Regions from separate parts of the Homo sapiens genome. Here region 1 is linked to region 2. A link is an interaction called in ENCODE POLR2A ChIA-PET data of the cell type or tissue named here. Cell type or tissue: Panc1. All regions are shown on one strand. Each heading gives the region's core, and the rest is flanking DNA. Links, peaks and the distances in the headings are about the cores only.

Evidence for each region. ChIA-PET counts read pairs that join two places held together with the same protein. Peaks named below come from ENCODE experiments on the same cell type or tissue, not always from the same donor. Only the 100,000 strongest peaks of a DNase experiment are listed, where the experiment ranks them.
Region 1: POLR2A ChIA-PET joins it to region 2 with 6 read pairs; 3 of 35 experiments call an interaction of 5 or more read pairs at or near these places.

What each region holds. Positions count from the first base shown.
Region 1 is chr12:116,177,459-116,185,492 of GRCh38, reverse strand. All of the region lies in intron 2 of MED13L (mediator complex subunit 13L), which reads left to right. Among named protein-coding and RNA genes, the nearest start is that of MIR620, 33 kb to the right of the region's middle. In Panc1, for the core only: no CTCF peak of the experiment used is centred there; no DNase peak of the experiment used is centred there.
Region 2 is chr12:116,035,343-116,043,376 of GRCh38, reverse strand. All of the region lies in intron 4 of MED13L (mediator complex subunit 13L), which reads left to right. Among named protein-coding and RNA genes, the nearest start is that of MIR620, 110 kb to the left of the region's middle. In Panc1, for the core only: no CTCF peak of the experiment used is centred there; no DNase peak of the experiment used is centred there; H3K27ac peaks cover 4,000 bases.

The DNA of each region.
Region 1 (8,034 bases), core at 2,278-6,277, 140 kb before region 2:
TTGATTTTCGTCAGGTATTACCTAATAGCAGTTATAGTCTTACAAAGATCTTTTAGAGTCTTGTAAAATTTTGTGTTGGAAATTATACTTCAAGAATGAATTCGTGTCCTCTCTCCTCTGAAATGTAGACTAAAAAAAAAAAAGAATGAACTTGTGTTATAGTGATCAAGTAGGTCTTGTTATTCGTATTCTAATTAGTATATATTTTTAAAAATAAGAAAGGTGTTTCTTTTTGGTTTTCTTTTGGTTATCCAATAATATTGCTTTCTACTGACCACTTTGTAGGTGAGTAAAGATTTTGTGGTCTTTCAAACCTTGATTAAATAAATCCTGATTTTTACTAGTTACGAATTTTTATCAAATGAGGCGCTTTGAGAATAAAGATGTTTGTTAAAATTTCTTGGTGTACATCTTGGATATAATATATGTGGTTTGCTGTCTGTTGCTGTATGAAACAAACATTTTAGATGCCTGGATTTTCTTAGAATGTCTATGATTCATTAACACAGACACTTCCTGTGAATATATTTCTAAATGTATTCTTTTGAAACCCAAACACTGGATCCTTGTGAAAAATTCCACCACCATGCACAATACTATTTCCAACAGGCATAGGTCATAAATATTTGGTAGTGATTGTCAAATAAGCCATAACCTATATTGAAACTTTAATAGAAATGACTTTTGGTTCTCTTGTAAAACTGAGAATGCCAATTCAAGTGATAAATAGTTAATGGTTTTTAGATATGTGATTTAAATCAAAATAATGGCTTTTATTGATTTTTTAAAATTTATTTTAGTGGGGTGAATATTTGACATCAGAAAAGTAGTTCAAACCTGCAACTTAGAGATCTGGTATAATTGACATCTCCGTAGACTGTTCACATTCTAGGTTGGATAAATGATTTATTGTTACCTTACTGGCATTTTGAGGATTTGCCACAAAATTTTTTCTTAAGCTATGTTTCTTTGAACAAGCCTAAAGTTTTTTTATTCTTATTGTTTCCTGGAAAACTTCATTTCAGTGACAGATTTGATTCAAAGTGAGACATTGTCTAGTTGCCACTTAGCTAAACACATCCCTCTCTTCATTGTTGTACAAACTCCACATTTCTTGAAAGTATAGTCTCCATTTATGCACTTAAAAAAACTTTATTTTGGATACTATATATGTTGTGTAACTGCTAGTTTACTTCTGCTTTCATTTAATATTGTAATAGAATATCATCCACTGAATTTACTGTAGATTGATTGTAACTATCCTAAAGTTTAAGGTTTAACTAAAGATTGTGGCAAATTTACCAGAGGGTTTCTGCCTTTCTGAAGTAGCCTTCTTCATTGTGTTCTCTGTAGCTAATGAATAGTACATTTGTTGAAACCTCATGTTTGTTTAAAATCAGTTCATTGGATTCACCACTGAAACAGTGGCACAGTGAGGATAGATTGTAGGTGGTAATCCTTCTTAAATGAGGCTTAAGGGAGGTTGGCATGGTGGTTTGTAAACTGTATTTGGAGCTTTGCTGGCTTCCACTAAGTGTAATGTACAAACCTCAGAATTTCATTGTAACCTGATTATCTCAAAGACAGTCATCTATTTGTCAGGGAAGCCACTATCTATATATACACACATTTTTTTAAAATCTCATTTTACACACACACACACACACACACATACACACACACACACACCATTTTTTCTACACAAGAATTTATGACTCAGGGAAATAATCTGATGTTGATTTTTTCCCTGCTTGCCTCTAAAAATGCAGTGCTACCTAATTTCATTGAATTCTATGAAATTTTAAAAATAAACAGATATTGTGAGCATGTTGAAATATTTGTCTTTGAAAAATGACATTTCACCTTAAAGGGGGTTTTGCTTGTGATACAAAGTTGATTTAATGGTCTTAGTATCAAAATACATGTTTGTTTATAGATGCTAAGAATTGTCAGTTTAGGATTTTATAAGGAGATATTCAGAAATTTGATATTTGATATTTTAAAACCAGATGTCATTCTTGGTAATACTAGTCATTTTACTTTGATATGTTTTATAATACTCTTTCATACCTTAACTCAGTTTTACAGATTGACGTTATAAATTTGCCTTTTCAAGTGTAGCTGATGAGTCTGATATTTGAGCATCACTGAACTGAAGAAGTTGCTCATAGGTGATGTTCGAATTGAAAACTGTACTGTTTATTTGGCCACAGCATGGTTTGTGTAAAACTCAAGTTTTGGCACACATACAATCTGCAGAGTAGCTTTAACCACTGTGAATTTATTTCCCAGTATTTTAGACTCAGGTAAGGAGTTGTTATAAACTGCTGTCAGTTCTGGACTCCCGTTGTTTTCAAATTTCTCTCTGATCCTTTTAAAATGTGGCTTTGGTACATTTAAATCAGCTTTTCTCGAAGCAATTTTTGGTCATTTTTTTTTCAAATTTGTAAACTCTTAAGAAATACATGCAAAAATACATTCATTCTTTCTTTTGATTAACATTCACTGCCTGTCTGCTGTGTGGTTACTAAAACAGTCTTTCACCTCAAGTAGCTTAAAATCTCAAGAGGGGAGATAAGCTGCATACCTTTGTGTAGCACATGAAGAGCAGTGTGTTAGCAGGGTGATCAAAGTGCTCTGGAAGTGTCCTGCAGGAACTTCAGGTGGGAGGTGGGAGGGCGTCCTTGAATTGTGGCTAGGATTTTGGGGTGGGGAGAGTAAACATGTAATATATGTTAGAGTCCATTAGTTTCCAAATTGTGTTCTTTGGGTCTCCAAGTTTATCACCCTTCTACTTTTTCACTTGTTTTGTGTTGGTATTGATACAGTGGAGAGTGAGAAATTGACATGTCAGAGAGAAAGAGAGAGTGAGAGAGTAGAATTGCTGGAGCAGTGTTCTTCAGTAAGCTGTAGCAAATGGGAAACAGTACAGAAGTGTAGGGCACTGGCAACAGGTAACAGCAAGGATATATCTTCTCTAGTGTAAGAGAAAAGAGAGAGTATGGAGTACAGAGGCTGATAGGTGTTAGATGTGGAATGTGGCATTTCTCTTTCAGTGGTTTCTGTCATTGAAAAAGGAAGGAAGGTCATCAGTTGAGACCAAAGATAGGAGAAGTGTCAGAGATTTGTGGGGAATGCCTAAGAAAATGGTTAGTTTTGGAGGAGAGTGGCTAAGGGAAGGGCTTAGGGAAGTGTGATTTGATTTCTGCACGATGTCAAGAGCCCACTTGAGTTTTGGTTATTAAAGTAAGACCAGTTTGAATGGGTTTGGGTTTTTTTCTAACCATATTCAACAGCACAGGTTCAGGCATAGATTAGGTTGTGAGTTGGATTTAGATGAGAGAGGGTCAAGGAAGGTGGGGGCATGTGCACAGGAGTGATTACAATGACTGGCAATAGAATTGAAAGGGAGAAGGCATGAGGCAAGTGGAGAATAGTGAAAGGTGGTTGGACCTGTGGAGTTTTCCAGTTCCACAGACTTCACTATGGAAACAGCAGTTTGCAATATGGTTTTAGGTCTCAGCATTGGAAGTTGGAGTATGTTTAAGCAAGCAATCAAAAGAAAATTTTGTTGTGAGATTCTTGTAGTGCTCCAATTTTAAACAAAATCATAGTTTGAAGAAATGTAATCTTAAGGTTTCTCCCATTTTGTTGCAGCTCACAATCATTAGTTAAAACTTTGATTCATGACAGGGCGTGGTGGCTCACGCCTGTAATCCCAGGACTTTGGGAGGCTGAGGTGGGCAGATCACCTAAGGTCAGGAGTTCGAAACCAGCCTGACCAATATGATGAAACCCCGTCTCTACTAAAACTACAGAAAAAATTAGCCGGGCATGGTGGCATGTAACCCCAGCTGCTCCGGAGGCTGAGACAGGAGAACTGCTTAAACCCGGGAGGTGGAGGTTGCGGTGAGCCGAGATCACGCCATTGCACTCCATCCTGGGCAACAAGAGTGAAATGCCGTCTCAAAACAAAACAAAAAAACAAACTTTGATTCACCTTAAAGAAATAATTGAGATGATAGTAAAGAGTGTTATGTATTCCTGTTATGTAACTTGCCAGTACCAGATTCCAGTTGGCTGGCATGCAAAGGAAATTTAGGTTTGGCGATGTCCTGTGTGTTCTTGAACAGAAGATTAAATACTTGAATGATAATTGTTTCTTTTGTAAAACTTGGATTGCCGACTTTTTTTTTTTTAAAGATGATTTATAAAGGATGTGTACAGGTTAGATTTCGAGGGGACTGTTTTCTGTTTAAGAAGTAACTCATTTTGCCGGGTGCGGTGGCTCATGCCTGTACTTTGGGAGGCTGAGGTGGGCGGATCACCAGGTCAGGAGTTTGAGACCAGCCTGACCAACATGGTGAAACCCTGTCTCTACTGAAAATACAAAAATTAGCCTAGCATGGTGGCGTGTACCTATAATCCCAGCTACTCAGGAGGCTGAGGCAGGAGAATTGCTTAAACCTGGGAGGCAGAGGTTGCAGTGAGCTGAGATCATGCCACCGCACTCCAGCCTGGGTGACAGAGCAAGACTGCATTTCAAAAAAAAAAAAAAAAAGAGAGAGAGAAATAACTCATTTTCAAGTTCCTCAGAAATTTCTATCACATATAAACAATGTAATTATATAGTAAGGAAGAACTGTTACAACTTTGACTAGCCATTTAGATTTAATTGATACTTTAGATATCTTACTGTGTATCACTTTAAATAAAAATCTACTGAAACCACTTAATCAAGATTCTACCTTTTTTGTAGACAAGTAGATGCAGTAGTGAGCAGTTAGAATTGCAGGCACTGTGTCTTTTAGTAGTTGAGGAGGGCGGGATCTCGTGTAGATCTGGAGGGACTTAAGAGCATGGATACTTCATCTCTGCCAGAGTTTCTTAATTGTGGCACTACAAGTTAAGTGTCCCCTATTTGAAACGCTTGGGACCAGAAGTGTTTGGGACTTTGGATTTTTTCAGATTTTGGAATATTTGCATATACATAATGATGTGTCTTGGGGATGGAACTCAAGTCAAAACATGAAATTTATTTATGTTTCATATACACCTTATACATACAACCTGAAGTTAATTTTATGCAACATCTTAAATAATTGTATGCATGAAACAGTTTTGACTACTGCAGCCTGTCATAGGAGGTCAAATGTGGAATTTTTCGCTTGTGGTATCATGTTGGCACTCAAAAAGTTTTGGGTTTTGGAGCACTTTGGATTTCAGATTTTTGTATTTGGAATGCTCAACCTGTATTGACATTTGGGCTGGATGTTGTTTGTGGAGCTGTCTGTCCTGTGTATTGTAGGGTGTTCAGCGTCATCTCTGGCCCCTGCCATTGGATGCCAGCAGTACCAAGACAGTGTCGTCGAGCCACAGTGATAAAGGTGAAATCTTTTCACCTTTTCCTTGTAGCTTAATTAATTGCAACAATTTTGAAATGCGAAACACCACAAAGTAAGTCACTTGGATTGTATAGATACTCAAATAAAGGAAATTCACATTTATGAGACGTGACCAGCATCTTACTGGTGTTATTTGTATGTCACTGGAATCTTTTACAGTTCTTTCAGGTAGTTACTTACACTCCTTTTAATAGACATGGTCACAGACTCAGAATATAGCTGATTGTATTTGGGCAAACAACTACTAATTATCTAATGAGGCACTGTCCCATGGAGAATGGCCATATCCATCCATGTAGGGTTGTATGTAAGACTTTGCCCTCATCTCTTTAGTTCTCCTCCCTTCTCTTTTTTTCTTTCTTCTATTCTTTTCTCTTGTAACCTTTAAAAAAAAAAAGGTTATTCACTGCTCAGGTATCTGAATGTCCCCATTATCTGACACCACTTTGAAATACCTTCATAGAGTGTTTATTTTTGGAGACAGTCTTGAATGTCGCCCAGGCTGGAGTGCAGTGGCATGATCATAGCTCGCAGTCCCTATTTTCTCGGTTCACGTGCTTCTCCGGCCTCAGCCTCCCAAGTAGCTGGGACTACAGACTACAAGTGTGCACCACCATGCCTGATAATTTTTTTGATTTTTAGTAGAGATGAGGTGTCACTATGTTGCCCAGGCTGGTCTCAAACTATTGAGCTTAAGTGATCCTCCTGCCCTGGCCTCCAAAAGTTCTGGGGTTATAGACGTGAGCCACCGTGCCTGGCCCAGATTTTATATTGTAACATAAATTAAGGAAGAAAAAGATAATCTCTTGTATTTATTGACACCAAAATATTCCCCTTTAAAAAAATTGTGTACACACACACACACACACACACACACACACACGTAAATCGTCAAATTTTAAATTATTTTGTGGTAAGAAGTTCTTAACTTTGGATTTAATTCATTAAAAAGTATAACCAGAGTTATTCAGTACCTTTCCAGTTTGAATAACTATGCTGCTTTCACTGTTTCCTATTTACTTTTGTTTTATACAGAAGTTATATTTGTGAATATATTTTCAAAATGCAGCTTCAGTGGAGAAAATTAGAATACACTATTCAAAATGGGTAGGGGAAACATGAATTCATGGCACAAATTCATTCTAATACACTTTGATTTGCTAACGGTGTAACTATATAATCTCTAATACATTCTTTATATTCAGAGTGTGCTTAAAAAGATGTTAGATTAATTTCTCATGTCAAACTGTCTTGCAGACTCTAAGCAGTCACAATATTTTAGAAGCGAATGAATATTCAGTTCAATTCAGCAAAAATATTTTGTAATTCCCAATATTTGCTGGATACTGCTTAAGTTGATTAAGACACTGTCCTTTGTCAAGAGGCTAGTGGGAGGAAAATAAAGACAGACCTAATTCTTTACTGTGAGGTGAAGACAAGGCAAGTGGGTTGTAAGAACAGTGCAGAAGTATCACAGGATTAGAGTGTTCATTTTGCTACTAACAAAGATATATTCATGTTCTTCTGTTTGTATGTTGGATACTTTTAACATGAATAGGGAAATTGCTGTTTTTCATTTTAAATGATTATGCATAGCTTTTCATAGTTATGCAGTTGAACTAAGCTCCAAAATTGACTTTAATTTTCAGAATTGTCTGGTACATAGCTTTGCAGTTCAATTCAAAGAAGAGTTTGCTCCGCAAGTCCTTAGGACTCTGGCTCCTCCAAATTATGAAAAAATTGGAATTATTTGCCAAAGAGTACAAACAGATTTCTGCAAATTTTCAATATAAAAAATACTTTTACCAGTCTTTGGTTGAGTATCAGAGAGTACTCTCATAGCTAACCATCATATACATAATACATATCTATGGAACTGATGCTGAAAATTCTGTGACTTCTATTAACAATTGTATCTGGGAGGCTAGGCGTGGTGTAATCTCAGCACTCTTTGGGAGGCTGAGACAGTCAAATTGAGCCCATGGGTTCGAGAGCAGCCTGGGCAACATGGTGAAACCCAGTCTCTACCAAAACAAACAAACAAACAAACAAACAAGCAAACAAAAAAGCGGGGTATTGGGATGTGCACCTATAGTCCCAGCTACCTGAGAGGCTGACAGGGGAGCATCACCTGAGCCCGGGAGATTGAGGCTGCAGTGAGCCGTGATTGTGCCACTGTACACTCCAACCTGGGCAACAGAGTGAGATTCTGTCTTTTAAAAAAAAATTGTTTCTTGGGAATTCCAAAGAAGGAATTGATATTACAGATTTAAGATTGTTGTTACTAAATACTTTTCCTTACACTGACTTTTTTCTGAGTATGACAGTGAACTCTTTTAATGTGTTACCTTTTTCCTCATAGGTCAGATTTACCTTTTTGTATGTTTTTAATAACAGCTATTCAGGTAGATAATCATTAATGAAAGAGGCCTATCTTAAAAACAGTTAAGAATAGTATGATTAGGTACCAAGTAAATAATATCAATGTAAAGTGTAATTTTAAAGTTATATAAATAGCATTATTATTTGAGAAACTTTCATGTGAAATGACTGAGATTTAAGGCAAAGTGATGTTTCTTGGTTTACTTAGGGACAGAGAAAAGTATTTCATTGGGGAGACACAGATGAG
Region 2 (8,034 bases), core at 2,103-6,102:
GGATTAATTGGTCCCTGAACCAGACTATTAAACTGTACTGTGATCTTGACTGAAAGTGGAAGAATTACAAGTGCATTGCATAGAATAAATTAATACATTTTTCGTGGCTTTAATCCTTTTTTTTCTGTATTGCTTATTGTGGTTTTATGTACTGTACTCTATTGTATGCATAATTGATGCAGAAGGGATTCAGAGTATCATGATTAAATGGGAGAGGGGGATAGAACCATTCCTGAGGTTTAAGGTGGTACAGTTCTTCTTCCAGGATAGCTGAATGTATCTCCACAGAATGAATATTTCTTGGAATTCTTACCAGTGATGACCCCAGGCACAGAAAGAAGTTAAATGTTACTGAATAAAAAAATTAAAAGTTTACGTTCTGTGAGGGCTTTGTTTAACATGAACATCGGCTAACAGTGGGTAAATATAGCCCTTTATCCTTGAAAGAATTGAACTGAGACTTCAGCTCTTGAGGGTAAACAGTGTAATGGCACCATACCCAGATAAAATTTCCTTCTTTTTATAATTATTTCTATTCAAACAATACTGATTTTTCTCATTCCACCTCATAGGCTAATACTTCAGTCAGACAGGATGCTGGGTTTTTTTTTACGCTATCAGCCTCATCTGTCCTTTCCAGGGAGAAGAAATGTGTGTTTATTCACCTCTGTTATATTGCTGCTTTTATAAACAAAATGTAAATCATGTAAGTTCTGCTTTCAAATAGTACTCCTGGTAATAAAAAAGCAGAAAAGTTTGATTCAGGGGGCTGATTTAAGAATTCATGTATATGTGGCTTTACTAGTAATATAAATTTCAAGTTTTAGAATGGTATCTTCAAGATATTTCTCTCTACCTTGTCTCACCACATCTCATCTTTCCCTTATAATTTGATGTGCCTTGCCTTCCATTATTCTATCTGCTTCTGAGTAATCAGCCTGTATGGGATATTTTAAAACAGGCACAGCTTATCTGAGAATCAAGATACAGAATCATCAGAATCATAGGACTGAAGGTGCCATTAAAGGCATCCTGCCCCTCATCCCTTCCAACACTCAAGTTTCCTTCATTACACTTTCAGGGATAGCCAAGATGGTACCTTTCTTGTAAGCCTGTTTATTCTTTAAATAACCCAGTTAGAAAGCTAGTCTTTATATTGAGTTGAAGTCTATTTTCTGCAGTGTCTTCATCAGTGGTACTTGGCTGGTGTGCCTGAGCCCTCTGGTATACTATGAAGTATTGACCAGTCTGTTGCCACATTTTGATCAATTTTTAAAATTTATATTTACCACTATTGGAGGAGGGCAATTACTATTCTAACAATAGTTTTAAAATACAGTGCTGAGTAAAATAGGTTTCATGGCATGGTGTACTTGAGTATAACCTGTGCACTGAAAAATTGTTTTTATCTCTCTCCTGAGTTGTCTCCTCTTGGCTAAATTTCTCCATTTCTTTCATTTGTCATGTTGGGTGGCTTTAAGTTCTTTTGGTCACTCTCCTTTGAATATGGTTTGTTTGTTTGTTTGTTTGTCTGTCTGTTTTGAGACAGAGTCTCGCTCTGTCGCCCAGGTCGGAGTGCAGTGGCACGATCTTGGCTCACTGCAATCTCCGGCTCTCGGGTTCAGGCGATTCTCCTGCCTCAGGCTCCTGAGTAGCTGGGACTACAGGTTCTTGCCACCACACCCAGCTAATTTTTGGTAGAGACGGGGTTTCACCGTGTTAGCCAGGATGGTCTTGATCTCCTGACCTTATGATCCACCCGCCTTGGCCTCCCAAAGTGCTGGGATTGCAGGCATGAGCCACCGCGCCCAGCCTTGCATATGTTTTACTTTATACAAAATTCTTTTCAACTATGGTATTCAGAATTAAACAGAACATTCCAGGCATGGTCCAGTTAGCACAGAGCTGTAGTAGAACAGATCTCTTCGGGCCTGTATTAGTCCATTTTCGCACTGCTATAAAGAACTACCTGAGACTTGGTAATTTATAAAGAAAATAGGTTTAATTGACTCATGGTTCAGCATGACAGAGGAGTCCTCAGGAGACTTACAATCGTGGTAGAAGGCAAAGGGGAAGCAAGGCACATCTTTCCACTGCAAAGCAGGGGAGAGACACACACATACTCATCAAACAGCCAGATCTCCTGAGAAGTAACTCTGTCATGAGAACAGCAAGAGGTATGTCCATCCCCAAGGTCCAGTCACCTTCTACCTGGCCCCTCCCTCAACACATGAGGATTACAATTCGAGATGAGATTTGGGTGGGGACACAGAGCTAAACCATACCTGTTCCCTTGTTTTTAATTACTGATTTTAGCATTTTCTGCCCCAGCCTGTCTGATGTATGGAGCACGTGTTCATTAGTAACACTGGCTCCCTACACCTATAGTTTTTAGGGGAAATGGGCTTGAGAAGCACTTTCCCATGGGGTTCTCATTACTATCCCTCCCGTACTAATTCTGTAGATTGTCTACATCTAGGTCAATTGATGCATCATACAAGTACTTTTGCTTGATTTGCCAATCACATGTAGTTGCCTCCTGTTATCAGTTAAAATCCCCTTTCATTTTTTTTTTTTTTTTGAGGACTCCTAAACATATACAAGCTATAGTGGAATTTTAAGCCAACTCTATATGCTGTATACTATTCCACTGTGTGACTATATCCTAATTTATTTATCCATTGTAGAATGGATTGATGGGAGTTTGAGTAGTTTCCAGTTCTGATACGAGTTTAAAAATCAGGAAATAAGTCCGTCTGAGTCATTCAGTGGGAAAGTGGTAGATCTGATGGAATCTTTTATTTTTTGAGTAAATGACCTGGCTGATCCAAAGAAAGGCAATGACTACTGAATTCCACTTTCATTAGCATTATGAAAGGAGAACCTTAAAGTGGAAATCTCTGAATTTCATGTAAAATAGATTGTGTGATTATTTCATTTATTGTTAGTTACTATTCAGGTTGTGATATTAATCAGATTTTGTAGTTGTGATTACTAATTAGGAAATCCTGTATTCAAATGATAATTTGATTCAAATAGTATCTTATAACTTCATTATTTGTTTTCAGTGAATTTTCTTACTAAGTGAATTCTAACTTTTTAAAAGGAGAAAATATGAATGGATTAGTTTGATTCAGCTAATAAATTCATTAAACTGCCGTTGGAAGTGTGTTTATGCATGAGGTTGAACGGAAAGCTTCTGTTACTAAAATGAACAAAAATTAAGGAAAAAAACACCACAATTTTCTTTTTTCTCTTTACCTATTGTTGGGAGACATATCACTGAGAGCTATGCATCGTGTACTAGCTTACAGAAAACGTTGTGGCATTTGTTTTCTCCCATCCCCCTTAAAAGAAGCTGACGGCAGTAGGGCACTGGTTGAGCCATGTCGCTTTCTGTGCGTCTGCAGTCTCTCACACTCACACCTAGGTGCTCTCACTCACCCTACTGCCTTTAAATACCATCTGTAAGGGATATCTCCAAAATGGTGGTATCTCGCCCCGACCTCTTTCCTCAGTTCCATACTAACTAATGTGTCTTACCGCCTTCATGGTGTCTCTGCTTGAGTGTCATGTCAGCCCTGTTTCTAAAATACATCTTGAACTCATGCTTTTTTCATCTCCACTGCTACCCCCTCATATAAACCAAGCTTTTCTCTCACTTGGGCTGCCATCATAGCCTTCTAGCTGTCATCTCTGCCTCTCCTTTTAACTCCTTCATAATGAATTGCACCTAAAGTGATCTCAAAATATAAATGAGACCATGGTAATTTCCTTGCCTTAAATCCTCTAGGGGCTTATCAGTGTATTTAGAATTATGAGATTTATGTTAGGGATAGAGGAGTTGGGATCATGAGCAATGCAGATGGTTGAAGGCCATACTGTGTTTTGATGAAAGAAAAAGAAAACCTGCCTCTGGTGTAGCTCTATGGCATGGGAAGAGTATGGAAGACAAGTATTTGCTGATAATAGCATTCTACCAAATAAGCGTTAGCTCCAATTTTATTTCTCTTTTGCTGGGAAACTGGGGCCTTCTTTGAGTACTAGTGAGTAAGACATTTTGCAACAGTGCTGAGTATGAAAGGCCCTGGTCTCTGAAAGGCTAATGCCAAATGTTGGAAGGCCTTTAAAGAAGATGCCAAGCCACAGTGAGTGCCAGCTGCTAGCTCTGAAATAGTGATGTGAAAAGGTAGATTTCTTTTGTGCTATATTTGTGCTAAGCAGTGCCTTTAAAAATATAACTAGAATCATTACGGTGAATAGACACAGAAAATAATTTTATGTTATACAGTAGTTGTATACTAGCTTCCTTTAAATAAATATTATAGCTTTATCAGTTTTTTAGATAGAATTGGAGTGTGGGGGGAAGAATACGAACATGGGTCCTTCCCTTCTCTTTTTCCTGCCTCATCTCATTAGAGAAGTATTTAAGGTAGCTTTCATATAGTAAATTTAACGAGGCGGGAAAAAAAAATAGATGAGGAAATACGGATAGAGGAAAAAATAAGGATGGATGGAAAATGCAATAGTAGATTATGGGGAAATAACGTTCTATAAGAAAGGCTGCATACCTAGCTAGCACCAGTACTCGTTAGCAGGTTCTCCTTTTTTTTTTTTTTTTTTTTTTTTTTTGGCCTTTTGACCGCATAGGTAAAGTCCTGCTTGCTGCTGTTGACCTGATGAAGGGCAGCATGTTGGAACTTCCATCTGTTTTACACTCTTTTGGCGGGTCATTTCTCCCACTGTGAGCCAGGCTTGAGAATCTAGGCAGATGTCAGAGGTCTGTCCCTATGTTTCTTTCAAGCTGGCAAGAATTCCACCATGACTGCCACTTGCTCCCCCATGGGTGTCAGAATCTGTCATAATGGTTGGATGTTTTTGTAAAACATAAACATTCCTGATTTTAAGGTGTACAATGAGACACATTTTGTAATTTGGGAAGGTACACCATTTCAGTTTAGCAATAGGGAGCTATGGAGTTAGGCAGGGAGTCAATAGAATATGTGCAGTCTTGGCAGTATTTCAGTGTCAGTTGATCCTTGATTGTTCACAGTGATATATAATGCCTTAGTATTTAATGAGAAAAACAGTAGAAAAATTTATGTGGTTCCTCATCATCCCCCATGTCTTATACCTTGCTTGTCCCTATCTTTAAAGTAACCTCCAAAACGGATGAAAGGTTTTATATTTAAAAAAAAAAAAAAGAATTCCAAGCATGTCTTAAAGTAAGCAATAAAAATACTTTGGTGGTTACAGTTTACCTAATATAAATTCCACTTTAATCTGTGTGTTCTGTCAGACACACTCCCCATTGAATTCTCAAAGTGCTGTCCAGAGACTGTGACTAGATAATCTGGCTAGTTTAGTAACCTCAGGAGAGATTTTAGTAAGATGACTTTCATAATCCTCAAATCTTACGTATGTTGGCTTCTGGTTTTTCAAGCACGCATCACTGACTAGAGCAGCTCTTATATCTATTTTGGCATCTTGAAAATTATATTAGTTTTTACTACCGGAGTGGGACCCCTCAGCCTCTTCGACTCTTTGAATTAAGGACATACTGAGTCACGGCCTCTTCACTATCACTTGCTCTTAATAAGTGATGTACCCAGGGAGAATTAAGTCCCGTAGGCCAGTAGAACACCATTTTTTCATTAACACAAAGTGTGCTGCTTCTCTGATACCACTACGGTGCTGGGAATGGTATCCTACAGTCTGGAAGAATTTATAACGCACTACCCAAGTGTCAAACTTACTGCCAGAGAACAACTTAGAATTGAGGATAGAAGGGTAGAAAACAGCGACCATGGGGCTTGCTAACTTTGCTCTTATACAGATTGAGTATCCCATATCTGAAATGCTTGGGATCAGAACGTTTTGGATTTCAGATTTCATCGGATTTCAGAATATCTGAATATACAAAATGAGTTATCTTGGGGATGGAACCCAAGTCTAAATGTGCAATTCATTTGTTTCATATATACCTTGTACATACAGCCTGAAGGTTATTTTATACAATATTTTAAAAATATTTTTGTGCATAAAACAAAGTTTTGACTGCATTTTGACTGTAACCTGTCACATGAGGTCATGTGTGGAGTTTTCTCCTTGTGGTGTCATGTAGGCACTCAAAAATTTTGGATTTTGGAACATTTCTGATTTTTGGATTAGGGATGCTCAATATGTGTTTATGTAGGTATAGGTGTAGGTAAAATGTTCCATGAGGCGCTTTTGTATTGTAATAATGTACTTGGTAACTTTTTCTCAGGAGGGTGATTATTCATAGAACTGTAATGGTGATTTAGTAGTAATATACAAGTACTATGCCTCATTTTAGAAAATTATGTGCAATTAACTTTCCTGGACGTTTTCATTGCCTTGTAATCAGGTTTAACTTATAGTTGAAAGAGAAGATATATGAAATAGTAAGAGTACCTCAGAGCCTCACAAAATAATTTAATCAAGTCTCATTATGTGGATACTATAATGCCACTGTCTTTTGAAAAGGAGGTAAAAGTTAAGGCCTGTCCGATAAAAGAAAACTCAGTATACCTGCAAGCAAAGGACCTCAACATAGTCTTTGTGAGTGGTGCCAAAGTAAACTACATTTTTAAGGAGAGTAAGTGGTAAAGTAATATTAGCAAAATATTCCCAAATAAGGATCTATATATTGAGGCAAATTGCTTCTGGCAAGAGGCTTGATTAATGGCAACTTTGAAAATTTTAATAGATAAGTTCATACCACAGAAAGCATTTAGATACAATTATCCGAATGCATTTTGCATTGAGAATCTGTTATCAAAACACTTTTACACCATGAAAAGGAGTGTATTAATATTCATAATACGTTTTGAAAGCACATGTAATAGTTGCATTCTAAAACTCAACGTGAGAAGTAAAAATATCTTTTTAGAGGATTTAGAATATTGTAAGAGAATAAAATGATCTGGAGCACTAGTTTCTTCTTTTGCATTTATACAAGTCCTTTCCCAACTACCCCAGTTGTAACCCACACCAACCCCTTGTGTTTCTTAAGTAAAAAGTCTTAAAAGATATTTTTTAAATAGCTAGACACATATTATTTTCTCCTATTGATGATTAAACTTCTTTCAGCTTTAAAAATCTTCACTGTGTATATCAGTTGTTCTTGTTCTTCTCATGATGAAACTTTCTAAAGAAAAGTAATTTAATCTTTGGTTATGACTGAAACTGCATTCATCTATCTGGTGAATATTAGGTTTTGTGTGCCATGCAGTATGCTAGTTGCTGGGGTTACAGAAGGCAGGGGACAGACATGGTTTCTACCCTCATGGAGCTCACATTATGGTGAGGGAGACCATCAAAATAAATGAAATATTAATAGTTGTAAATTATGACAAGCCCTGTGAAGGAAGCAAATTGGGCAATGGAGGCATTGGACATATAAATTAAAATAGTGAGAGATGAAGTTGGAAGGATAGAGTGAAAACAAATTTCTTTCCCTATTAGAACATAGTTTTTGGCTGGGTATGGTGGCTCAGGTCTGTAATCCCAGCACTTTGGGAGGCTGAGGTGGGTGGGTCCTTCGAGACGATCCTGGGCAACGTAGCAAAACCCCGTCTCTACCAAAAATGTAAAAATTAGCTGGGTGTGGTGGCGTGTGCTTGGGGTCCCAGCTACTCGGGAGGCGTAGGTGGGAGAATCGCTGGATCTTGGGAGGTCGAGGCTGCAGTGAGTCATGATCGCGCCACTGCATTCCAGCCTGAGTGACAGAACGAGACCCTGTCTCTAAATAAATTAATTAATTAATTAATAAGAATATAGTTTTAGTGTTACTTACTGGACCTTGAGAATATAGAATTTTAGCCATTACAAAATATATTATATAGCTTAAGTGAGTTATATGATACCTTATAAATGATAGGAAAATGTATCCTGCTACCTCTTGCCTTGCTCCATGAGTTGCAACCATTCTTTATAGAAATTGTAAAGATTGCATAGTTTACAAACAGTATAAGATACAGCATTATAATTATATATTGAGGGATTTATTAT